4 separate regions of the Mus musculus genome follow, and regions 1, 2 and 3 are each linked to region 4. A link is a loop called in an ENCODE intact Hi-C map of the cell type or tissue named here. Cell type or tissue: gastrocnemius. All regions are shown on one strand. Each heading gives the region's core, and the rest is flanking DNA. Links, peaks and the distances in the headings are about the cores only. Region 1 holds the start of L3hypdh (L-3-hydroxyproline dehydratase (trans-)). Region 2 overlaps Frmd6 (FERM domain containing 6). Region 3 overlaps Frmd6 (FERM domain containing 6). Region 4 holds the start of Frmd6 (FERM domain containing 6).

What was found. Peaks named below come from ENCODE experiments on the same cell type or tissue, not always from the same donor. Only the 100,000 strongest peaks of a DNase experiment are listed, where the experiment ranks them.
Region 1: a loop joins it to region 4, with 7 times the contacts of the local background. A loop is called at or near these places in 3 of 42 quality-filtered maps.
Region 2: it touches region 4 in a loop (4-fold over the local background); 12 of 42 quality-filtered maps call a loop at or near these places.
Region 3: it touches region 4 in a loop (2.3-fold over the local background); 12 of 42 quality-filtered maps call a loop at or near these places.

What each region holds. Positions count from the first base shown.
Region 1 is chr12:72,083,666-72,089,714 of GRCm38, forward strand. It overlaps L3hypdh (L-3-hydroxyproline dehydratase (trans-)), which reads right to left and starts at 1,648. Exons shown (of 5, transcript NM_026038.2): 1 at 984-1,648. The coding sequence starts at 1,491. It overlaps Jkamp (JNK1/MAPK8-associated membrane protein), which reads left to right and starts at 2,174. Exons shown (of 7, transcript NM_024205.2): 1 at 2,174-2,518; 2 at 5,650-5,741. The coding sequence starts at 2,515. In gastrocnemius, for the core only: a CTCF peak has its summit at 2,359; DNase peaks (open chromatin) are centred at 1,174, 1,945, 2,379, 2,959 and 1 more place; H3K4me3 peaks cover 2,703 bases; H3K27ac peaks cover 2,940 bases.
Region 2 is chr12:70,874,192-70,880,240 of GRCm38, forward strand. Frmd6 (FERM domain containing 6) reads left to right here. Exons shown (of 14, transcript NM_028127.3): 4 at 2,969-3,072; 5 at 4,226-4,302. Among named protein-coding and RNA genes, the nearest start is that of Gm32664, 26 kb to the right of the region's middle. In gastrocnemius, for the core only: no CTCF peak of the experiment used is centred there; DNase peaks (open chromatin) are centred at 2,647, 3,941 and 4,304; H3K4me3 peaks cover 730 bases; H3K27ac peaks cover 2,038 bases.
Region 3 is chr12:70,881,287-70,887,335 of GRCm38, forward strand. Frmd6 (FERM domain containing 6) reads left to right here. Exons shown (of 14, transcript NM_028127.3): 7 at 2,380-2,535; 8 at 5,738-5,803. Among named protein-coding and RNA genes, the nearest start is that of Gm32664, 19 kb to the right of the region's middle. In gastrocnemius, for the core only: a CTCF peak has its summit at 3,021; DNase peaks (open chromatin) are centred at 758 and 1,416; H3K27ac peaks cover 1,294 bases.
Region 4 is chr12:70,822,468-70,828,516 of GRCm38, forward strand. Frmd6 (FERM domain containing 6) reads left to right here and starts at 3,047. Exons shown (of 14, transcript NM_028127.3): 1 at 3,047-3,106. In gastrocnemius, for the core only: a CTCF peak has its summit at 3,174 (motif pointing left); DNase peaks (open chromatin) are centred at 2,489, 2,931, 4,040, 4,551 and 1 more place; H3K4me3 peaks cover 3,062 bases; H3K27ac peaks cover 3,228 bases.

The sequences.
Region 1 (6,049 bases), core at 804-4,803, 1.3 Mb after region 4:
CATATCTTGAAGTCTCTGTTTCTTGACGAATATTTTTTTTTCAGATATTTAAAAAATTCTGGGCTGGTGAGATGGCTCAGTGGGTAAGAGCACCCGACTGCTCTTCCAAAGGTCCGGAATTCAAATCCCAGCAACCACATGGTGGCTCACAACCATCTCTAACAAGATCTGACGCCCTCTTCTGGAGTGTCTGAAGACAGCTACAGTGTACTTACATATAATAAATAAATAAATCTTTAAAAAAAAAATCTACCAGTACTCAAGAAGTGGGCCAGCCTAGTCAACGTAGAAATTCCAGGGTTCCATTCCAGCCAGGGCTACACAGTGACCCCCTGTCTCAAAACAATAAAACAATGAACACTCATTAATTTAAGAAAAAAAAATTTTAACAATGTTTCATACCCTCATTACTAACCACAAAAACCTCTGAGATAAAATGAAGGTACAGACTCAGTCAAGGAGTCTGTGAACTTTGCCTAAGGTTGGATGGCTTTTGAGGGGTTGTGAACTTGTGTGTCCAGCCAAGGACTTTGTTTCTCAACAAGGACAGCAATAGCTTTGCTTACAAATTTAGTGCCTTTCAGAGTCATTTAGTTCTTACCAAGCATATTCTAAGCTATGCTCGAACTCTGGTACACACACTGTCCTTTGGTCCTTAACTTCAGTCTACTGTGAAGCGGCTATGAATCCTGACAAGCAAGGAATGAGGATCTTAAAAAAAGGAAGCGCACAATTCATCCGCATTCCACTCTAAGCTCCCCCCAGGCCTTGTGAGCATGGATCCGCTCAGCAGGACAGCAGAATTGCATCCACCAAACCTGTAAGGCAAAGACACTGAAGCGTGTTTGCAGTAATTTGGAATTACCTTTTTATTAATCGCAAGGGCAGGCAGGGTGGGTTAGTTGCGCAGATATATTCAGCCACAGAGCAGTGGTTAGATTCGCGGATTGTCTCAACCGGGTCTAGTGAGTCTCACCCTTTACCTGAGGCCAGGACAAAGGCTGGGACGCTGTGGAAGCGCACAGGGCCGCAACTGCGGCCACCTTCACACTCTACGAAGGCGGTCACCAGACCACACGGGCAGTGGATGTTGACCTGAGCCTCCCGGGCGCCTTTTGGGGGAGCGGGCACCAGTCCAAAGTCGAGCGCGAAGCGGCCCAGCGCTAGCACCGCGTGACCGCACATGGAGCTGTAGCCTTCGTTGTGCAAGAACAGGACGCCTAGGTGTGCGTCTGGCAGCTCACTGGGCACCAGGATGGCCCCGTACATGTCCCGGTGGCCGCGGGGCTCGAACACGAGCCGCCGCCGGATGTAGTCGAGGTGTTGACGCATGTAGCGACGCTTGGCCAGCAACGTGGGCCCTGCCACCTCCGGACACCCGGCGTGCACGATGCGCAGAGGCTCGCCGCCTGTGTGCATGTCCACCACCGACAGTGCTGGCGTCCTCGGGTCGTTTGGGGGCAGCCGGGTCACTGCCAGCGCCGCCTCCATTGTCTGCGTCCAGGGACTGCCGCACAGCGCGGTGGTGCTCTCTCCAAGCAGGGAGAAAGCGCCAAACCCAACGGGAGAACGCGCAGAACCGGTGGCAATCTCAGGGCCAAGCCGGCGAGCAGAGATCACCCAGCGACCAGCGTCCGGAATCTTAGACTGGGCGCGCCCGAGCTAGCAGGATTCAGAGTTAGACTCCCAACAGGGGCGAGCCTGGGCGACAGGACAGGGAGCGTGGGCAGGGATTAGAAAACTAGACCCCCCAAATGGGGGCGTGGCTCCAGAGGTTTGAACACACGGAGGGGGCGGGGCTTCGGAACTTGCTCCAGCAGCGGGGCGGGGCTCGGAGGCTGGACTGCTCGGCGGGGGCGGGGCCTCGGAGACTAGACACGCGGCAGGGGCAGGGCCTAGAAAAGGAGCCAATAAAATAGGGGCGGGGCTCCAGAGACTACTCTGCGGAGGCGGTGCCTAGAAAACTAGCCCGCACGATGGGGGCGGTCCTCGGAGACCTCAATGCAGGGTAGGAGCGAGGCCTCGGCGACTTGAATGCACGGGGTGGGCGGAGCTACGAGCTTCGTCTAGGAAACGGGGGCGGGACCTCAGGGCCCCTTCAAAGAGACACTGGAGGCGGTGGAGACCAGTTCAAGTTGGAGGCAGGGCGGGGACGAGACCTGAGTCTGGACCCGGAAAAGGTGGAGCCTCTGAGCTCAAACCCGGAAGCGAGAGAGAGAGAGAGAGAGAGAGAGAGAGAGAGAGAGAGAGAGAGAGAGGCTTCCAAGCCTAGATTAGGAAACTAGGTTTCTGGGAATCCTAGGCCTGGAAGTCCGCCGCGTGCACCCCCGACACCCCTAGCGGGGGAAGCGGTGGTGGGGCGGGACTCGGAGCCGAATGTAGCAGGGGCGGGGTTCCAGCGTGCTTGCCAGGCTAGCGGGAGGCGGAGCGGCTGAGAGCGCTGTGGCCCGGATGTTCGGGCGCTGCGTTCGGACCCGCTGATCCCCGGCTTCTCAGGGGAACCTAGTGTGGCCAATGGGTAAGTGGTCGATTAGGCTGCGGGCGTGTCTCTGTCCTTTTTTCCTATTGCTTTTCCTCGCATTGTCTTGGGCTCGCCATCGGGCCGACAGCTCTGCTGCAGCGAGCAGCCTGGCCCTTGGCTGCGCTGAGCCCAGGCACTGACTTCTCCCGGGGTTGGGATGGTCTGCTCCAGAATGGCTGGAGAAGAGCGCTTGTGCAGAATTAAAGGCTGAGTCTTTGTTGTGCTCTTCCTGTGTCCCTTCCTTCAGTCCCTTTGTTCTTGTCCAGGAAAGCATTCCTGGTGGTTGACTTCAGAATTAGAAGCAGAGTTAGAACAGGACAAGGAAGCAGAACCTAATTGCCACGAGACTTGCTTTTTCAACCTCAAATGTAATAGTTGTTTTTCAAGACAGGGTTTGTCCTTGTAGCCTTAGTCGACCTGGAACTTGCTCTGTAGACCAGGCTAACCTCGAACGCAGAGTTCCACCTGCCTCCGCCTCCATAGTGCTGGGTTGAAAGGCGTGCACTATTACACTGGACATCAAATGTAAATACATTAAGCCCTTCACAAAGGGTCTTAGACTGCTGCAGAAAAAAACAAGGACAACATTTTAGCTATAGCTCACCAATGGCTATGAAAGGTTGTACAGATTCTTCTCGTTAGGTAAATGAGCTTTGGTTTGTTGGCCTTGGTTTTGAGATCTTTTAGACGCAAAGCCCATGGAGAAGGGACTTCCTTCTCATTACAGTTCAGTTGTGTTTAAAAAAGGTGTTAAGGATTGGCTGGAGAGATGGCTCAGTGATTAAGAGCACTTGCTGCTTTTCGTGGGGTTTGATCCCCAGAACCTCCACAGCGGCTCAGGACCCTTAGTAACTGCAGTTCAGTGGCTCCTATATCCCTTTCTGACTTTCTCCTCTTTTGGCCTCTGCGGGAACTTGGCTGGTACATGGTGCACAGACATAAATGCAGGCAAAACACAAATACACATGAAAACACAATACTATAATAATAAAAGTTTGTTTTTAAGATTATAAAATAAAGAAGAATTTTTTTAAAAAAAAGATGTCAGATACTTGGTAAAGTGAAAATATCAAACATGAGACATTTCAGACTTTTTTCTGTTTTCCCTCGGCAACATAAGTCCCCCCAAAAAACAACAACAACAACAACAAAAAAAACAAAAACAAAAAACAAAACTGTTCTCCAGGAATTTGAAAGGAGAAAGGGCCTTGTAACCAGAGTCTCCACATGAAAAGTTTGAGGAAATTATTGTTCAGCAATAATAACACGTGTAAATTCACACGTAGGCCAGCATTGTTTTGGATTCATTTCATAGCAAATGGCAGATTCTTACAGAAGCCAGCCTCACTGCCATCGTCCTCTGAGTACCTTTGTGGCTTTGAGCAGCACTTTCCATAATTGGTGTAGAGGATCAGGTGTCACTGATACAGAGGAGTAATTTCTCTTCGATGAAGTCTTAGATAATTTGGAGATCCTCGGGTTTTTGTCTTAAAAGAGCTGTTTTTAATTCCCCTCATCCCTTTAAGAAATTGATTGCAAGAAATTGATTGTTCTCAAGTAATTGCTCAGAAGCTCAGTGCCAGCACTGATGGGATCTACCCTTGTCAAAAATCATAAAAACTGGGCTAATGCTTTGATATGGAGGTGAATTGATTTGTTTTAAAGACCTACCTTCTGCTCTGAAGTTCTCTTTTCAGAATGTGGACAATTCAGCATTTCTGTTATGAATAAAAAATGAGTCTGTGTGCCCAGTGTCTCTATTTGGCCAAATGAAGAATAGTGACTGTAGCTGGTCTTTGTAGTTTTACCACTCCTTATCAATAGATAGGAGAGAAAGATGCACAGGTGGGGGGGGGGGGGTGTTTAGATAATAAAGATCTCTGAATCTAATTTTTTTCTTGCTTCTTCTTTGCTTGTAGCTGGCCTTTGCTGCTTTGCAGATTCTTTTTCCCCCGACATACACTCTCTGGTCCTCCTTTCTCCCAGTTTCATCCCCTGTCACCAGATAGGAGAGAAGGAAGGATGGGGGAGGGGAATAGAGCTCCTTGAATTTCTTCTTGTTTCTTCTTTGAACATAGCCACTGACTGCACCCAAACCTCCTCAACGACCAACCACCCCTACCCTGCCTCTCAGAGCCCTACCATTACTCTCTGAAGAGTTTCCAGAATTCTAAACGTCACACAACTGCAGGAACCTTCTGCTAGAGCCCGAGGCGAATCACAGTCAGCTGCTGTGAAGCAGCCTCATATCCCATCCCCATGCCTGAGACTAAAATGAAAGCATAGTATTTTGAATTCTCACTACAAGTGGCTTTCTATCCGAGATTTTTCTTTTCTTTTCTTTCTTTTTTTTTTAAGTTTTATTTATTTATTTTATGTATGTGAGTACACTGTCTCTGTCTTCAGACACACCAGAAGAGGGCATCAGATCTCATTAAGGATGGTTGTGACCCACCATGTGGTTGCTGGGATTTGAACTCAGGACCTTCGGAAGAGCAGTCTGTGCTCTTAACCGCTGAGCCATCTTTCCAGCCCCCGTGATTTCTTTTAATTAAAATTTTAAGTTGTGTGCTTGTGTATGGTGTATGATAGGCATGGGGCTGGGGGTGTGCCTGCTACAGCCCACACATGGAGGTCAGGAGACAGCTCTCTGGAGTCCTCTTTACCATGGGCTCTAGAAGTCAAGACTCCTGAGTTAGTCAGGCGTGCTCATCAAGCGCTTTTACCAGAGCTACCTCTCTGGCCCCTATCAGGGATTTCAATAATAATAATAATAATAATAATAATAATAATAATAATAATAATAATAGTTCTTATGACCTTATAACCAATGAAACTCTAAACTCCAATCATAGGGACTGGCTTCCTAGAGCCATTGGGAAGATTCAGGGTTAGGTGTCTGGGGCTAGAACCTGCTGTGCTGGTTAGAATAGGAGACTCCAGAAGAGCAGCAAGATGCAAGTATAACTTTCTGTGCTGTCACAGTGTGACAGTGTGTCGAGACTTGTCTGTTATGTAATTTTAAAGTGAGGTTGAGATAGTTGTTGTCAGTTACTTCAGCTATTCTCAGGCTACTCTTGTTTATAATCACAAAAGATGTTACTATACTGGCATTTGTTTTTAAAAAGCTGTCGATATTCAACCAGCATGCCTTGGACTCTACTGTGGGAAGACCCTATTATTTAAAAATGGCTCAAGTGAAATCTATGGAGAATGTGGGGTAAGTCCTATGTTGATATTATTTCATTGTAAGATTTGTTTGTTCTGGAAACGTTGTACATGTAGATTTTTTTTTTGTTAAATATATTCATGAATGTATAAGAATATGGTATTAATAAAAACCTTGTTTATATTGGCATGGTGATAACTATATTAAACCTTTCTTGACAGTCACAGATATTAAAAGATACTTTATAATGTCTAAGTACTGTCTAATAATTTAGCAAAGTGTTTTGCATAGTGAATTAACATGCCAACTCCAGAATACTTCTGCAGTAGTCTTTGTATGATGTTACTAACAAGGTTTTT
Region 2 (6,049 bases), core at 764-4,763, 52 kb after region 4:
TGTTTGTATCCCACGACTTTAGACAGATGTACTGCATGTATCCACCATCGGGGTGTGGAGGATGGCTTTACTGCCTTGAAGCCACTCACACCATTTTAAATTGGTGACTGAAATTGTCACTGTCTGTTCAATAGTTGGAAAGAATGTACTTTGAACATTGGCATTTTTAAGATTCAGTCAATCTAACACTCTTTAAAAATCCATCTAAATAGCAAGAATCACAATGCCATTCTTTCAGTTTTGTATTGAAATAATTTCAAAGTTCCAAGAAGACAATGAGAGTCTCCTTAGGTATTAACACCAACATTTCTTCCTCCATCTGTGATCTACCTTCCTGTTTCCCATCTCTCCACACGTGAGACCAGCAGCATCTTCTACGTAACCACGTGGCAACATTACAATCAGGAAGTCCATGCCCCAGTGCTAAGTAGTCTTTAGTTTTCTCCAGGGGTCCTAGGACTGTCCATCATAGTCACAGATGGTCTGGTTTCAAGTCTTTATTCTTCAGCCACCCCTCAGCCTCCCTTGTGGCCTTGGCTTTTTTTTTTTCCTCCCCCTTTTCTTTTTTTAAGAGAACAGTCAGGTTACTTTGTGGAATGTCCTTTAATTTGGGTTTGGTTTATGTTTCCTTATGGTTAATTCAGGTTATGCGTGATTTGGGTGGGGATATCAGATAAATGATAAAGTGCCATTCTCACTGTACAGTATCATGGGGCACACTAATTATTTATGTCCTTATGGTGATGTTAGTTTTGGCAAAAGTTCCTCCACACACTTTCTGTGATATCCGTGAGCTCGAGTTAACACTTCTGATGACAATCCAGTTCCATGAGATTCAGTCCGCCTCTTCTTTCCATTGCTTATGGCTTCTTTCTTCAACAGTGAGAAACCTGGCTTATTTGCTCGCACATTTAGGAGTATATTATATATAAAGGATATTACAGAGGTACAGAGTAGTCTAGGGCAAAGTTTGGGAAGGGGAACGCAGCTCTTCTGCTCAGTTTGTGTCTACCAGTCTATATGTGTCCAGCTACCCAGAGTTCTCAAGCTAGATAGCTCTGGTCACACTGTCAAGTGACAGACACATAAAGGTAATTTAAGGTGTGCACTGTGCTCACAGACTCCCCGAGACTCTGGCAGCACACGAGGGCTGCACAGGTCGCAGCTAGACAAGGGTCTCAGGCTGAGAGGGGGAAGGAGTGCCCATTCCTAACCCAGACGCTATCTCTAATTAACAACCACTTACAGGAAAGCTTAGTTTTTTTCTAGTGGCGTCTCACTGGGTATACACACCACACTTAAGGGAAGGCCCCATGCCCAGCGGGAGATGACCAACACAATACTCAATGGTATTTTTGTAGACATTTTGTCTTGTATTGCTTTGTTTGGGTATTTTTTATCTTAACTGTTCTTTTGTTTGTATATTATTGTTTCTGATTTTGCATTTGTGTGGGTGTTATTTGTGTGGGTGTGTGTATGTTTCTCGTGCTTTTTCTTTGTTTTGTTTTTTAAATTCTGATTTTTATTATTAGCATTTTTTTTTCTAAAGAACTAGAGGAAGCATGGAATTGGGTGGGAATGGAAGGGAGAGAGGATATAGAAGGAATGGGGAGGGGAAACCACGATCAGAATATAGTCTATGAAGAATTTATTTTCAATAAAAATAAAATGTAAATATGCATGTGCTGCTCTGAGCAGTCTCCCTTCTGGTCATCATTGTGCTGCTTCCAACAGGAGCTCAAACCACACACTAGTCAGAGTCATGTTCAGTCAGAAAGATGAAAGGCTAGGAGGCAGCTTCTACTGACCTGGGTGTTGGGTTAAGTGGAAGATGTTAAGAGGCCTGAACAGCCCACTTACAGACAGAGTAGCTTCCGTTTTCAATGACATCTTCCAGTCAACCCCAGCGTTCATCAGGGTTTTACTGTGCAGTCAGCTCACATCTTCCTGGAATGAGAATGGTGCACGTCCCTTCATTGGGAAGGTCGTTATGGAGCATCCAGAAGAGGATGCCTTTAGTGATGGAGAAAAAATTAGCTGGAGTGAGTGAGTGTGTGTGAGTGTGTGTGTGTGTGTGTGTGTGTGTGTGTGTGTGTGTGCGCGTGCACGTGCGCGCGCATGTGTGTGTGTGAGGGTGTGCGTGTGTGCATGCGCATGTATTAATTAAAGCCTTGTACAAAATCGGAATGCCAAGGACTTCTCCTGTGGAATAGATCTTTGCAAAAAATTCTCTCAAAGAAAAGTTAAAGAAAAAAAATGTGTTTGGCCCGGCTTGTTTCCTTATGTTCCGCTCACATTATGTAAGTTCCAGGAGACAGATTTTCTGTTCCCTTTAAAAACATGTCACCACTCCAGCCCCACTTGAGGGATTGTTTGGAGTCAAATATTGTTTTTCCGCAAGACTTTTCTCTTGTGTGGATAGATCCTGAAGGCAGACCGAGGGCCGGTTTGTCCTTCTGGCAAGCTCGTGCCCTGGTGTGGGGAACACAGAATGGATGTTTTAAAAGCCAACTCCTCAGAAAGCAGGTGTTGGCCCATGCTTGGACATGTGCTACCATCAATGCCCCAGTGTTCAGAGCGACCGAGCACAGTACTGCTGTGTCAGCATTTTTCACCTATGAGAAGATTCTTCTCCCCACTAAACCGAAGTGTTTCTCTAAGCTGTGTGTCCACAGGAATGGACGCTCAGTGGTCTGTAAAGATCCTGGAAGCTAAGCACATGTGGTCATTAGAAACCACATGTCTTCTAAGCTTTTCATCCTCTAGAATCTCGAGTGCTGTGTTGCAGAAGCAAAAGACCCCGTCAGCTCAGTAATGTCCAGCTTGTGCCCTTGTGTCCTTTTGTGTCCTTATGCAACATTCTCAGATCAGGAGGCTGGTTTCTGGAATTGTAGCTTTGGGTAGTTTTTTTTTTCTTTGAAACAAATCTTTTTTCTTTAGCATCTCTCTCTCTTTTTTTAATGTGCAGATAATGAACATGTATATATGGAATTGTCACAAAAGCTTTATAAGTATTGTCCAAAAGAATGGAAAAAGGAGGCCAGCAAGGTACGGCAATACGAAGTCACTTGGGTGAGATTACATTTATACGCAAAATTCTTTTTATTCTGTAAAAATGTTTATTTTAGCTGTCACGTTAGAATAAAAAAAATCATAGGCAATAATTTACCCAGTAGAAACTGAAAAGGGGAAATGAATTATAAGCACTGAAATGCCTTGTGGATCAGATGTGAGTACCTGACAGCATAAACCGATAGGTTACAATGTTTTCATAATCATGGGGTAGTGCTTTACAGTGAAAAGCAGGAGAGAGGATCTGATTTTCTCCTGTGACAGTGTTGTCAAAACTTGTAGGAGGCTTTAGTAATTTTTAAATTTGCTTTTTTTATGGTTCTTGCATCCAAGCTTTTGTTGTTTCACTGTACAGCATGGTATCTTTATGTAGTTAATATCAGTCAGGTTGGGGGAAGGGGAAATCACAGGCTGGTCCCCGTAGTTTCTGCCATCACCTAGTGAGTCAGGAATGAAGTTACATCCAATCCCAGATCCTCCCATAGCAGTGCAGGGGATCCTCCATAGCAGTGCAAGGGATCCTCCCATAGCAGTGCAGGGGATCCTCCATAGCAGTGCAGGGGATCCTCCATAGCAGTGCAGGGGATCCTCCATAGCAGTGCAGGGGATCCTCCATAGCAGTGCAGGGGATCCTCCATATCAGTGCAGGGGATCCTCCCATAGCAGTGCAGGATTCTTGGGCTAAGCTGGAAGGGGACTTCAAAGCCAACTGCAGAGCAAAGCCCCCAACATTTAAGTAAACAAGCTGTGTGCTAGAATGTGCTGTGTGGAATGCTGAGGGAACAAGACAGCATTTGTAATAGGGAGCAAATGGTCACTGCAGGGAACAGAGCTGGGCCAGGAGCCGGCTCTCAGCTAGAAATTTCCATGACATTTATTTTTATCTTCCCTTATGTTGCCATTGGCAGCATGGCAAGCAGGCGAGTGAGAATCCGGAGAGGGAGGGTGCCCTGCTTTACGTTGTAACTTCTTGGTCGGATGTGGACCTGGTGCCCGTGTGGGACAACTTTCCGCTGCTACAAGCCCCATGTTAGGAACAGATGAGCCTGTTTGTGTTTGGAAATGTGCCTTGCAAGTGACGGTAGCGTGGTTGTGTTTGATGCCTGTCTTGGAGATAACAAAACACAGCTCACTGCATGTGTCTCTGTCTCAGGGCATCGACCAGTTTGGGCCCCCCATGATCATCCACTTCCGGGTGCAGTACTACGTGGAGAATGGGAAGCTGATCAGGTATGAGAACAGGCCACGGGCCGGAGCCTCGGTGCCCTCTGCAGCGCTTCTTTCGGCAGACACCAAGCACATCCTGGTGCCAGCGCTGCCTGCCTTCCGCCTGTTAGCACATAAACGCTGCAGCAGCAGCAGCACTTGGGGCTTTGCTTGTTTCTTCACATTCTTGTATTCTTGGTGCCCACCACACCAGAGGCACATTGGTTTCTTCCTGAGTGTGGCAGGCTGAGGGAGAAAACGTTAATGCCACCAGCTCACATTTGCACACTCAGCCCAAAGGAGCTGTCAGTGTTTTGGAACAAGATTTATTAAATATGCTTATATTCTTTCCCAAGAGGGACAGGGCCACAAACTCTCAAACTCCTTGGTTTTCCATTAGCCTGGTTTCCCCTTCACTTGAGGTCTTGCTCGTACTCTTAATCACTAGTTTAAAAATTAAGAGTAAGCACACATCTTTAATCCCAGCACTTGGAAGGCAGAGGCAGGCAGATCTCTGCGGCCAGCCTGGTCTACAGAATGAGTCCCAGGACAGCCAGGGATACATAGAGAAACCCCTTCTTGAAAAACAACAAGAAACTAAGTGTGAGCCTGGAGAAGGGGGAGCTTCCTATGAAATCAAGGGTGCAAGCTGAGGGGCGGAGAACAGACTCTATCTTCTTGGAAACGGATGCATGATCCGTGTCAGGGTGTAAACTAGACTTAGCTGGTTGTGAACCTCTTTCTTTGGTGTGGGATTCAGTGCTAGAGATTACACTTCAGCGAACAGAAACTACAGGAAACATGAGCTTGTTTTCCTTTTCCTTTTAAACTTTGAGAGACCTTCATATGAAAGAAGAAATACGCGGGGCTAATGTTCCATGAAAAGCTAGCATTTGCTATTTTCTGTCGTCAGCAGGTGCAAAGTAAGAGTAAGGAGTATTAGTACATAGAGCATATTTCTAAGGCCTAGAAAGGTCATTAGTCAGCCTTCGCCTGCATGAAGTGCACACCCACTTTATATGGTAGGGATGGAATGCCCTGTAAAGAAGGAAAATAGATGACTTAGCCACGAGTAAACCCCATAGGGCTAATGAATGTTAACCCTTTATCTCTGTGCCCCCGCCCCCGCCCCACATACACACAGACACATACATACATACACCATCCAACAGCACTGAGTAGTGCCCTATCCTCGGGAAAAGAATTCCACAGATGCCTTCCCCTTAAGCTCTTCATCCTTAGCCCTGGTCTTGGTCTTAGGCACATATGTTTCTGTTATCATCTGCTGGTGAGCTGTGACCGCAGGTAGAGGCCAGGGACCTCCCTGAAGGCGCACACAGCCACAGTTGTTTTCCTTAATTATAATCTGCTCATGAACATTTCTTCTGATGTGACTAGAGGTCCTGTGACCCACCCACCCCTGCTAGCACCCCTGCCAGCACTGCCCATTCACCTATTCGGTGGACTGGATTTATTTCTGGCTTGGGTGGACTCGAGCGTGCACTATTAGCATTTCCTTGTGGAGGGAGTGTCATGGTTGTCGAGGCTTGTGCCCGTGAAAACACTCCATAAAGCATCCTCCTCCTCCTGTAGAACAAGGCATGTTCTTCAAGGAAAGCATTGGTTCTTTCATCCTCGGGGCAGCGGGGAAAGTAACAAGCCACTGGTGCTCAGATCTCCTATAAGCGTTTTACGTGCTGTAGAGCATCTGTGATGCGCTAAGGAGGGGAACAATCAAGGACCATCAAACAGGGAGGCCAGGCTTGCCCCT
Region 3 (6,049 bases), core at 699-4,698, 59 kb after region 4:
GATGAGATCATTCACAGTTTTAATGGGCTGAGAAAACAACTCTGAATCAACATTTGGCTCTGACCTCTGTGTCCTTCCCTGCCAGGCGAGGAGCCGTCCCCTTCTGTCAGGAGAAGATAGATAGATGTAGGTCATTCTGGCAGGAGTAGGCTCACACACATGCTCCGTAGCCTGTTGGGGTTGCCAGTCCTCCTGCAGGCCGCTCTGTCCCTCTCTTCTGTGGCCTCGGCTCTGGCTCAGGCTCTCTCCCCTACTGTTGATGTTCACCGGAACAATGGGTCACCTGCGTCCACAAAGCAGAACCGCCTGGCTGGCTTCCCAAAAGATAGGCCAAGTGTGCTTGACTTTCTGGCAGCTTCCTTCCCATCCGTGTGCGTTCCTCGGTCCTCTTCCCCCACCTGCTCCCCTTCAGGCAAGCACATGCCATCTCTCGGGTCATTCATGCCCTTTATGTTGCCTGATTCAGTAGGCGCTCTCTTCTCCTTTTGCTGAATTTTTCTGCTGCCCTTGGCACCTAGCCACTTACACCAGGGAGATTTCATCCCAATCACGGTTTTTCATGCCTACCTTCAGAATATGCAGGTAATGCCTAAATATGCCTGCCCTGTACAGTGAGGTGGCTACTCATTCCTTAGTTCCACAGACTCGGAACACCCCCAATCACACTCCTCCCTCCCCCACCTCCACAGAAACAGCCCTACCTCTGTTCCCCTGTTGTCAGAGGGCTGGAGGCTGCCATAGGCCCAGTTGCCAGAACCTGGCATCACATGGACTTGGCTTGGCACTGTGCCTCTGCCACATTCCTACCCACATGCTCTGATGTGCCCACTCCATTTCCTGTTACCCTGCTTAGTCCCTATTTTGTCACTATTGGTTTCCTTCTAAGTCTACTGCATCCTTCCGTTTGGCGTTCCCTCCCTGGGTCTCAGAGCTCAGCACAGTGTTGCAGAGCTATTCCTGCTTCGGTGTCCCCCAGCTTGCTCTGAGAGGAGCGAGCCTCTTACTTTACACAGTACCTGCAGGAACTCCCCAGTCACCTGTGGTGTGAAGTCCTGGCTCCCAAGTGTGCAACTCCAGGATCTGGTTGATTTCTTAGACTGGATGCTCTGGCACCATCCAGCTGGTGACTCTACAGATGTGTCCACACAGCTGCTGGGGTGCCTTAAACTTCTGAACCCACCGCAGCCCCAAGCAGGGTTTCTCTCTGCAGCCCCAGCTTCCCTGAAACTGCCTATGCAGACCAGGGTGGCTTAGCACTCACAGAAATGCTCCTGCCTCTGCCTCCTGAGTGCTGGGATTAAAGGTGTGGGCCACCACCGGCCTCCATGTAGAATCCTTTGTGAAGTATGAAAAGTAAGCACCAAACAACAGATGCTGAAGTCACGTTAGAGCTGAAAACTCGCCAGTGTCCCCCACTGCCACCATCCGAAGCCCTTGCTTCTGCTCGTGTTGCCACTGGCTTTTTGTGTTTTCAGACCCTTCTGAAATCCGCATGGCCATTCCCAACACCCTCAGTATGCAGCCACCGGGTGCAGGGTGTAACTCACATTTGAAAACTCAGTGGGGGGCTGGTGAGATGGCTCAGCAGGTAAGAGCACCCTGCTGCTCTTCCGGAGGTCCTGAGTTCAAATCCCAGCAACCACATAGTGGCTCACAACCATCCCTAACGAGATCTGACTCCCTCTTCTGGTGCGTCTGAAGACAGCTACAGTGTACTTACATATAATAAATAAATAAATCTTAAAAAAGAAAGAAAGAAAGAAAGAAAGAAAGAAAGAAAGAAAGAAAGAAAGAAAGAAAGAAAGAAAGAAAGAAAGAAAGGAAGAAAGAAAGCTCAGTGGACCCCATCCAATTCTAAGCCCCAGCAAATCACAGGGAGGGCGTGTTGAATCGAAACCGTTTCCTCCTGTGTTTTCAAGTAGAGTTCCTGGCCTTTCCTGTGAAAACCAGTGTTCCAAAGAGTCCCGCCTGGTCCTTTACCTTCCCCAGATGAACGTTTCTAGTCTCACGTTCTGTGTGGGGGATTGTGGGAGTTAGTGGGACTTCAGTCCTGCAGCTGTTCCCTGACATCATTTCTTCCCACAGTACCATCGTTTAAGAGCGTAATCCGTGAAGTATGTGAAATTACTTCAGTTTGCGTGGGACTTCTGCTCACGTCGGTGACTCTTTAAACCAAAAGAATCTGTTTTCCCCAATTACGATTGTTTGTTCTACCAAGTGGGCGTTATATCTTACAACCTTAACTGGTTCCTCCCGGTAGCCTAAGAAGACAGCGAAAATGGGATAAAAATTAGAATTTTCTAGTGAGAAGTATCCAGCTTCATGTGGCCTGAATTAGCTTCTCATCCTCTTGTCGGTTGGGGCACGGTGTCCCCACAGGTTGTTTCCAAGCGGGGGAAGGACTACATCCTGAAACACATCCCAAACATGCACAAGGACCAGTTTGCCCTGACGGCCTCCGAGGCCTACCTAAAGTACATCAAAGAAGCCGTCCGACTGGACGACGTCGCCATCCATTACTACAGACTGTACAAGGTAGGAAAACCCTCCTTCCTGCGCGAGATTTCAGCTCGCCTGAGAACTCTGCTTTCCTCTTACAACAAGCTGTGGGAAGCTCTTCTTTTGGCCTGCCCTTGGTTACACGTGTCAGGCCTCCGTGGTCTAGCCCGGAAGCAGCATGTTAGAGTTCTTAAATGTTTGTAACGTGTGATAACGAAGGGCTGCGATGGTGATCTGCCTCTGAGGGCCTTATGCTATAGTTCTTTTTCTGCCTGGAAGAGTAACCTTTGCAAGATGTTTGGTGAATGTTATTGTAGTATTGCCCTGTGAAAGCCCCACCCTCATTATATTCCTTTAATTGTGGGAATGTTCCCACCGACCCCAGTGCAGACAGAGCACCGTATGCCTCCTTTTTTTCCTTCAAACCCCCACACTGTATAAAAAGTGATCATTTTATAAGCCAGGAAACTTGAGGCTTAAAAAAGTTAAATAATTCACTAAGGTTGCAAAACCAAGTGGCAGAAATGTGGATTGCAGCCCAGGCTCCTGGGTGACAGAGTTTCTGTGATCAGTTAGTTGCCTCAGGGACTCGGGTGCTCCGTATTCTCTTTGCATCCTATGTATCCCAGGCCTCCTTTCCACAGAGCGCTGTGAAGATGCTCTGCACACTCATGCTGGGCCTCAGCGTGCTCTGCCTTCTCTTCCGTGCTCCTCTCTGTATCTTCCCTATCCTGACAAGGGTCATTCCTGACTAGAACTGGATTCTTCTAAGTACTCAGGGTATATTTGCAAACCCAGTGGGACGAAGTTGTTAAAACATGGCCCGTGGGGTCTGACCGTGGGTTGAATCCCAGTTTGGCTCCTTACTATGTGACCCAAGGCAAGCATTTAACATCTCTGTGCTTCAGATTTCTCATAGGTTAAAGGACACTGGGACCTACCTACCCCTTAGGACTGTGGGAATTGATCAGTGAGCCATACCTGTCACATGACAGGCATGATGATCAGCATGGGATTTTGTTGATATGTTGGTTGTCCCTACCGCACCCCTTACGCTGAGTTAATATAAATGGGACCATTGTCCGGGGAGAATATGTTTGGTCATATTGCTGGGTGGTCATGTTACTAAATGTAACTTCCTGGCTGGTTCCAAAGCTCAGAACACTCCCTCTCCCTCCCTCCCTCTCCCTCCCTCCCTCCCTCCCTCCCTCTCCCTCTACTTTCCTCCCTCCCTCCCTCCTTCCCTCCCTCCCTCCCTTTCCCTCCTTTCTTCTCTCTCCCTCCCTCCGGCTCCCTCAAATTACTGCCTCTCCATCCTAGGAAGGCATATGGAGGACCGTAGATCTCTGTCGAAATTCCTAAAGGGCTGACTCACTTTTTCTGAGAAATTTCATTCTGACATCTCACTCTACACAAGAAAATTCCTATAAGTGGCGTCTGGGACAGTCGGCTCCTATTCTGAAGTATATTAGAAATATAAACAGTACACTGGACAGAGTCCGGCCTTGGGATGGGATGTCAGTTAGAGGCCCTGGGGATCTGGGCAGCTGTACTGGTCATGGGCCATCTCTTGAATAAGGGAGACACTGCACTGTGAAGGCCAGAGGGGTCCATGCAGTAACTAACAGTCCTGACACGGCAAGGCAGGACGCCTGTGACATCAGCAAGTGTTCAGAACGTATCGCTGCTATTGCTTTATTTGCTAGTTTAAAGAAATCTGATTAGAAATTAATCTTTCAATAAAACTGATGTGTACAAATTAATCTTTTTGAAAAAAGAAAAAGAAAATTTGCTTAGTATATAGTTCTGCATTGTATAGAAAATATCTGCTTTAAAAAGACATTTAACAAAAGCTGTAACTGAAGCGGGGAGATGAGTTACTGGTACCTGACAGACACCGCCCACTTGGAGAAGTCAAACCGTTGCATCTGACTCACATACGGGCAGCTCATAAGGGGAAGCAGACCGTTCTGAAGGAAGCACCTTTTGCCTGGTTTCCCATACACGTCTCAGACGTGAACTACAGCACTGCCTTGGCCCCAGGCTTACTTCAGAAAGCGTGGACATCGCCTGGGGAGGGAACCTGCCCTGAGTGTGTGCTGATGGAGCAGGCTCCGTTGAGCCCAGCACTGCATGTGCCTTTCCATGCCAGAGACAGGCCAGGCAAGACCATGCTTTCTAATGCTTCTTCCTGTGATCCTGAGAAAACTGGCCTTAAACTTAATAAAGACCCAGGGGCTGGAGAGGTGGCTCAGTGCTTTGGGGTACTTGTTGCGCTTTCTCAGGACATGGGTTCTATGCCTGCCATCCAAGCAGTGGCTCACAGCCATCATTACTCCAGTTCCAGGGCGTCTAACACCCACTTCAGCTTCTGCCAGCCCTGAGTACATGGGTGGTGCACAGACATACAGCCAGGGAAAATACCCAGGCATATAAGATAAGCCAAAGCATCCTTTGAATTTAATAAAGATTTGACAATATTCATCTATTGTCTTATAATATCTGGTAAAAAAAAAGAATATTTATTAGTAACTTTTAAGGCTTCATGCCTTACTCATTACACATAAGTCCTTGAAGATTGGCCAAATCTGAGCACGTTTTTTAATTGTACTGTTTTTTCCTTACAGTTAAAATGGCTTAAGGTTTATCATTTATATACACATATACATACACAACGGAATGTATATCATATCAGCAATTAGTAAAATAGCACTATCAACCTTCTGAGGGAGAGCCCTCGGTGTTTGGTCACTTGTCTGTCCTTTTTGAATCACAGATAGGGAGCTAGGAAAGCTACAGGATTTGAAAACCATAAAGTCAGACGCAGCTCAGACTGTAACTGGACATTGCCCTGACATTCTAACATCCACACATTCATTAAGCACGGGGAAGGTAAGAACGTTCACATGGCGAGGGCAGCGTGCAGTGCCCATGTGCTGGAGCTCTCAGAGAAATGTGTACCTAGAGTAGTCTCAGAAGTGTGCATACAGCGCTGAACTCTAAACCTGAAGTCTAAGGTGTCTGCAGGAGAGGATGCAGCTGGGTTAGCAAATACTCAAGATTTTTCTTAAGTCTTTCAGGAAACAAAGACTGTGGAAAGATTTGATAAGTTATTTTAAGTAAAACAAAAAAAAAAGAAAAACAAACAACTTACAGTTCTGAAATGTCTTTTTCTTCATTGTTCAGTTGTTTATTATAGAAGGGAAACATGACTTTTCATAAACCTTTATTCTGTCAGGATAAAAGGGAGGCTGAAGGCTCACTGACCCTAGGACTGACCATGCGAGGAATACAGATTTTTCAGGTTCGTATCAAATGGTGTTGGGCAGGTTTTACTACAGAGAATGCTTGTGTGACCCCCACCAAAGCTCAGTCCTCATTTCCCTTTTGTCAGCACAGAGGTGGGTGACTTAAGCCTGTGGATGGCGTGGCTCTGCCTGCCTAGACAGTAGTCAGTCCTTAGCAGAAAATGCAGGGTGGACGAGCAGCCCGGGCTTGATACCCGCAGAGTGTCACTGTCCACACGTTGCCCCTTGGAGCTTATGAATTG
Region 4 (6,049 bases), core at 886-4,885:
AATCGGGAATACATAGCAACACCTTGTTATAGACAGACAGACAGACAGACAAACAGACAGACTAAATTCGTATTCCTCTCGACTCTCAGGACGGTTGTACGGTTATCATGCTTTAAAAGAAAGGCATGCTTCTGGATGCTCTCTTACTCTGAGTCCCTACCTGAAAACATTCTAACCTCTGACCCCCAAGTATTTCTCCATTTAATATGGGGATATTACAAATGTTCCAAAGCCACGTTTCTATAATCCAGGCAGTACATAGTCGTTGCTAATCTCTGGGTGATCCCAATATGCTGACAGATTTGAGAAGGACTGGTTCCTAGGCAAACTTCTGTTCCCACAGTGTCTGATGTTTTTCCTGGAGGCTCCAGGCTGAGCACTGCTGCTCCAGAGCATCTCTGTGGCACCACTGAGGATGCTGCAGCTCTGGAACAGCACGCCCATCCTCCCAATCTGCTGTAAGATTCAGGGGGGTCTTTAACCTTTGAACCCCGGGGCTAACCCTATGCTCCATTGTTGGGAGTACTTAATACACCCATGGACTAGAGCCAAAGAAAAACAACGCGAAAAATGATGATATGTAAGTGCTTCTGAAAAAGTAATCATTGAAGATGTGCACGGATGCATCACTTGGTGAAGTATTCCACTTCAGAGAAACATCTCATCGGACCAGCGAAAATAAACTAGATCCCATCGTCAGAGGATAAAACCAGACCACATACAGACCTGCTGCATTCTTCATTGTAAGGAGCACATTAAGAGCCCATCCTGTGATAAGAAACACATCCTTTCTCAGTCCCCTTTAGTTGGCTGCATGCTGCTTCCAAGGGGCATTTTATAAAGTTTATAAAACCAACTTAGATAGCTTGAAATGGTTTACAAAAATATATCATGTAAGAGTGATTATTGTGGTCTTCACACTGTTAATATGACCATTACAATTCAGAAAAAAAAAATTTCACATAGTAAATTTTACCACAATCTAGCCCTGGACAATAAGTCTGATCTCACACTTTCTTTTTTTAAAAAAAGCTCCATAAGATACTTTGCTCTTTGGGTTACCTAATTGCTTTATAATCACAGTTATGTTTCACAGTCTAACAATATGCTGGGGTTTTTTTCTCTGCTAGATTCTCATATATGAAACCTGAAAATAAGTCAGATTTAGGAAACTTTTTTCCAAAATAGTACTATGTTTCTTGTTTGTATGCTGGTTTATCTCATTAGACAGCAGTTGATTACCAATTAATACCCAATTTGCACTCATCCGGAGTAAATATAAAAAGAGAGAAAAATATCTTTTTTTGTACGTGCTCACACTTGTGGAAGCCAGCAACAACTTACTATTCACGGTCTCCAAAATGGAAAGGCAATTGAAAGGTCTGCTGGATAGTTGTTTTGGAGTCTTTTGTTTGTTTTGTTTTGTTTCCAAGACAAGGTTTCTCTGTGTAGTCCTGGCTGTCCTGGAACTCACTCTGTAGACCAGGCTGGCCTCAAACTCAGAGATCCACCTGCCCATCTCTGCCTCCTGTGGGTTGGGATTAAAGGTCTGCGCCACCATGGCCCACCAGGCTGGCTGGCTAGTTTTTATGTCAATTTGACACAAGCTAGATTATTTGGGAAGAGGGAACTTCAACTCTTGAGACCTGCCCCCAACCACACTGGCCTTTGGTGAATTTTCTAATTGATGATTGATGTCAAAGGGCCCAGCTCACATGGAAGGGAGAGGGGCTACAGTCCCTGGCTTGGTGGTCCTACATACATAAAGAAGCAAGCTGAGCCTGGCCGGTAAGAAACACTTTTCCACGGCCATGCCGGGTTTCTGCATTGAGTTCTTGTCTTGATTTCCCTCAGCGACGCAGTGTGACTTGAGAGCTGTGTGCAGAAATAAACGCTTTGGTTTGGTTTGGTGTTTAATCACAGCAATCAGCTATTTCAAATACAGCTTCTATGGGGTATCAAGTGTTCTTCCTCAGGTGTCTGCACCTACATGAAAAAGCTAGAATCTCAGATTCTCCTCACTGGAGCAGCACCATCCACAAAACACTTAGAAGCTTGTAACTGTGGGTGGCAGTGCCCCCACCACACACACACACTTAAGCTGCTAGACACCTAAGCAGGTCCAGATAGGTGCAGCACAAACAAGTGGACTTCGCTTCTTTACCCGACTACCAAAAGGAGCAAAGAACCCTCCATTCCTCTTGGGATCTTTGGGGTTATTGAAATCTTCTAGGGCTGTCTTTTGCACTGCTCACAGCCAAGCCGGCAACCTTCACCAAGGGTACACATCATTTTGAGGGCCACAGGCAGCGGCTGTTTCAACCTGGGGAGACAGACTGAGCGGGGGCGGATGGGCTTAGGCGGCACTCACAGCCCACATGCAGGATAAAAACCGTGAGGTCGAAGTGGGCGCCTGACGGGAGGGGGATAGAGGAATCACGAAATCTCCTCTTCTCGCAGGGGCCGCCCCAGTTCAGATTTATTAAGCCGCAGCTCACGTAAAACAACCACCCCCAGGTAACCCGTCTAGGCCTGTGAGGGAGAGGCTAGGGACTAGGGTGTGCGGGAGGATGGGGGGGGGGGGGGCATGAGCGGAGAAGGGGACCATTCCGAAGGAGGGGAGGGCGGACAGTCTATTACCCTCGCACCGAAGCCTCTGTCCCTTTGGGAAAGGCATGCAAAGCATATCTCACTCTATATAACCCACTTGAGCCCGACTCGGTTATCCGATGTCACCCGCGTCCCCTGGTCCCTGGGTCTCTTCACCCCTCCGCAGGACTCTTGGTTGGGTCCGGGGCGGAGCGGGGCGGGGCGGGGGGGGGCAGCGCTCCACGTGCAGCCGCGATCACCCCAGCTCTCTGCTTCTTCCGCTGCTCGGTCTCCGCCTTCAATTTGGGGCGGGGCGGGGCCTCGAGCAGGGAGGGCGTGTCTCGGGCGGGCCGTGGGCGTGAACTCGAGGGGGCGGAGCGGAAGGCGTGGGCGGGGGGCGGGGCAGCTGCAGCGTTGGTCTGGCGGCAGCAGGAGTGCTGGGAGCTGCGAGTAGGCTCGGCGCCGCTGGAGCAGACGCCGGTTGTGAGTCGGAAGCCTGGCGCTGTCGACTTTGGAGGTACGCGCGGGAGCGGGCGCCGGCCTGCTGGCCCCCTTTCTGGGACGGCGCGCCCTGGCCGCCGCTGTGCCCCCTGCTGGTCTAAAGTGCGATTCCCGGCTTTGCCGCTCTCGGCGTCTTTCTTCTTTCTCACGGGGCTCTGGGCGTCGGGCACCGGGCGGGCAGGTCGCCTCTCCGCGAGTTGGAGCTCGCCCACGCCGGGGCGGGAGGCCCGGGGCCCCCGGGCAGCCTCGGCCGCGAGGGAAGCGCGGAGCTAGGGGGCTGGGCTCTGCGTTCCTGCGCCCCGATCTCCGAGACTCTGGCTCGAGGGGTGCCTGCCTGTAGCGCCCCGTCCGTAACTAGCTGGGACGAGCCGTGAGTCCCGCGTACCCGAGCGATGTGCGGTATTGCCTGTTGTGCGCGCAGGCCGGACAGCCCACTTCGGGAAGGCACCCCAGCGCGTCTGTCCGGTATCCCCGCCAGTGCCTAGTGTGGGAAACCCTGAAGGGGGCCTTGGGGACACACGAGTCCCGGGTGCGGCCTGCAGAATTTTGGTTTCTGGAGGAACTTAACACGACCAGGTAAAGGAGACCACTAGCCTCCCCTCCGGGAAAGCGGGGATGTGGACAGCTCGGGGCCACCCAAGTGAAGTCTACAGGATTTAAACAACACTTGGAGTTCTAGAATGGCTTAGCCTGATGGTGGAGCGCTTTCTTAAAGGCAGGAATGGATGGAAAGCTGTCAAAGCAAGCACATTTAAAGTTGAGATAAAAGCTGGAACAATTTTCAGACCGTACAGTTGTGTGGCTAGTGTCGGAAGAAATTCTGGCTCAGTGGCCCCCTTACACCTTTGGGGGATTTGTTTATTTATTTATATAAGCGGCCAGTCTGTTTTGCTAGCATTGCACCCCGGGAGCTGTGTAGTGCCCACTGCGAGGAAGGAAAACTTGTGCAAGGATTCTCGGCGCGTTTGAACGTGGAAGGGAAAGCGTACCTTGCCAGATTTTCCACGCATGATTCCCCCCTTTCTTTGGACCGAGTGGTGTTTGTTTACCGGTCTTCGAAGCATCCACCTACATTTAGTTTTTGCACGAAATACCCACTGTTGCCACAGTGTGTAGTTTGGGGATTAGAGAATGCTTTTGGAGAAAACTGCTAGTGGCTTCATTTTCCAAGAATGTAAGTCATTTCCTTTCTGTGGTTTCAGGGAGTTGATATTTCACAGCATCAAAAACTCTGTGGGGAAAATTTTCCGTAATACATCTGTCATTTAAAAGGCCTGTGACTTTTGAGTTTTCTTAAGAACAGAGCATAAATTTAGGCCCGACTTTGTTGAAAGGACAAAAAGAGTTTTTGTTTGTTTGTTTTCTCTTATCCCGAATCTAGAGCATTGAGAGTGCTGTAGAAAGTTGTAACAGCCAAGACCTACAAATGGCTTGCAGGATGGAGAGTGGGGGAGGGGAAGAGAGCAGAATGGAGCAGGAAAACAGATGCCTTTTGCTTCGGTCCTTTGTAGTAAAACTTCTAGCACCTAATCATTTTCCTTGGGTGTGGTTTTGAGAAATTATAGTTTTACGTTAAAAATGAGAATACTCCACAACTGGAGGTGGTTGACATGGAAATGTGAGGGTTTTAAGGGGAGGGTATGTTTATAAACATACTCACTTAATATTTTATAGTAAAGGAGACCTCTGGTAGATTATTGGATGGCGAGGGTCCCCCCGGGGATATCCTATATCAAGTTATCTGCAGGATATCTTCTCCAGAAAGCAGACTGACTGTAATAAGAACTACCCCCCCTTTCCCCGCCCACCTACCAGCTTTGAGTGGCTTACAGAAATACCTGCGATCTGACACAGTCACAGCTCTTGCAGGGCTCAAAACATTTTGAGCCAGGCAAATCTTCTGACTTTCCCATCGCTTCCTTTTTGGGGTTAGCAGGGGTTAAGACATCAGTTTCAGATACACAGTCTGAGGGTGTAGATTTGAGATACCCCGAGCTTTACAGGAAAATACCCGAAAGCAACACGGGCAGGCTGGAAGCCCTCCTTTTAAAACAAAATGCTCCCGTATGCTATACAGGTTTTTTAAAAATCTGCCATTCAACTGGGTTGGCTGAATTGGGGGCTGTTGGAGACCATTCCACATTTAACTATGCTTATAAAGCTTTTGGCTTTCAGAACTTATGACATAATGGGCTGTGTAGCCTTTTGTGGCAGTTGCTTGGAATGCAGGTTTCAAATAGAATTGTTTTGGACAGAGTCCTCAGTTTTTAAGAGTTCTGTGTAAATGACTCCTGTCTCACAACTAAGTTTCTGATAAAAGAATTCTTTGTAGTTTTCAACTTGAATGTTTTACGTTTTGATTTCTAGAGCCGTGTTTTCTTTCTTTTTCTTTTTTTTAAATAAAACCTGCAAACAATTATTTTATTACATGAAAGCCAGTACCAAGAAGAGATTAATTCAGTCCAGATGTAGAAATGTATGTGAATTGTAGGTTTGGGTGATCTCAACAAGTTTGCCTTTTGTTGATGAGGCTGTCTGGATCCCAGATGGCATCCACAAATTATCCCATAGGCCTGTTTCTGAATTGAAGTCTGAATTTCATGGGCTTTCTCCAAAGTCGCTTTAATGTTATTTTAAATCTTCTCAAGAGTAGAAAGCTTTCTGGACATACGCAGAGAGGGCTATTTTCCTGTTATTCCTAATTGAGCCTCATAGTGACCTAGTGTAGTACATGGAGTCTGTTTCTGGATGTAAGAGCAGGAGGTATATACCCTTTAGGGTAACTAGCCTTAAAGAGGGTTGGTTTTAGTTATTTGAGTCTAGCTTTTCTTTTCTTCTCTTCTCTTTTCTTTTTTTAACGGGAGTTGGGGCAGGGGACAAACAAATTTCAGGTGTTTACAGCCTTCAATAGAATTCAGCTATAAGAGTTTGTGGCTTCAAGTTATTTTGTTGTTTGATT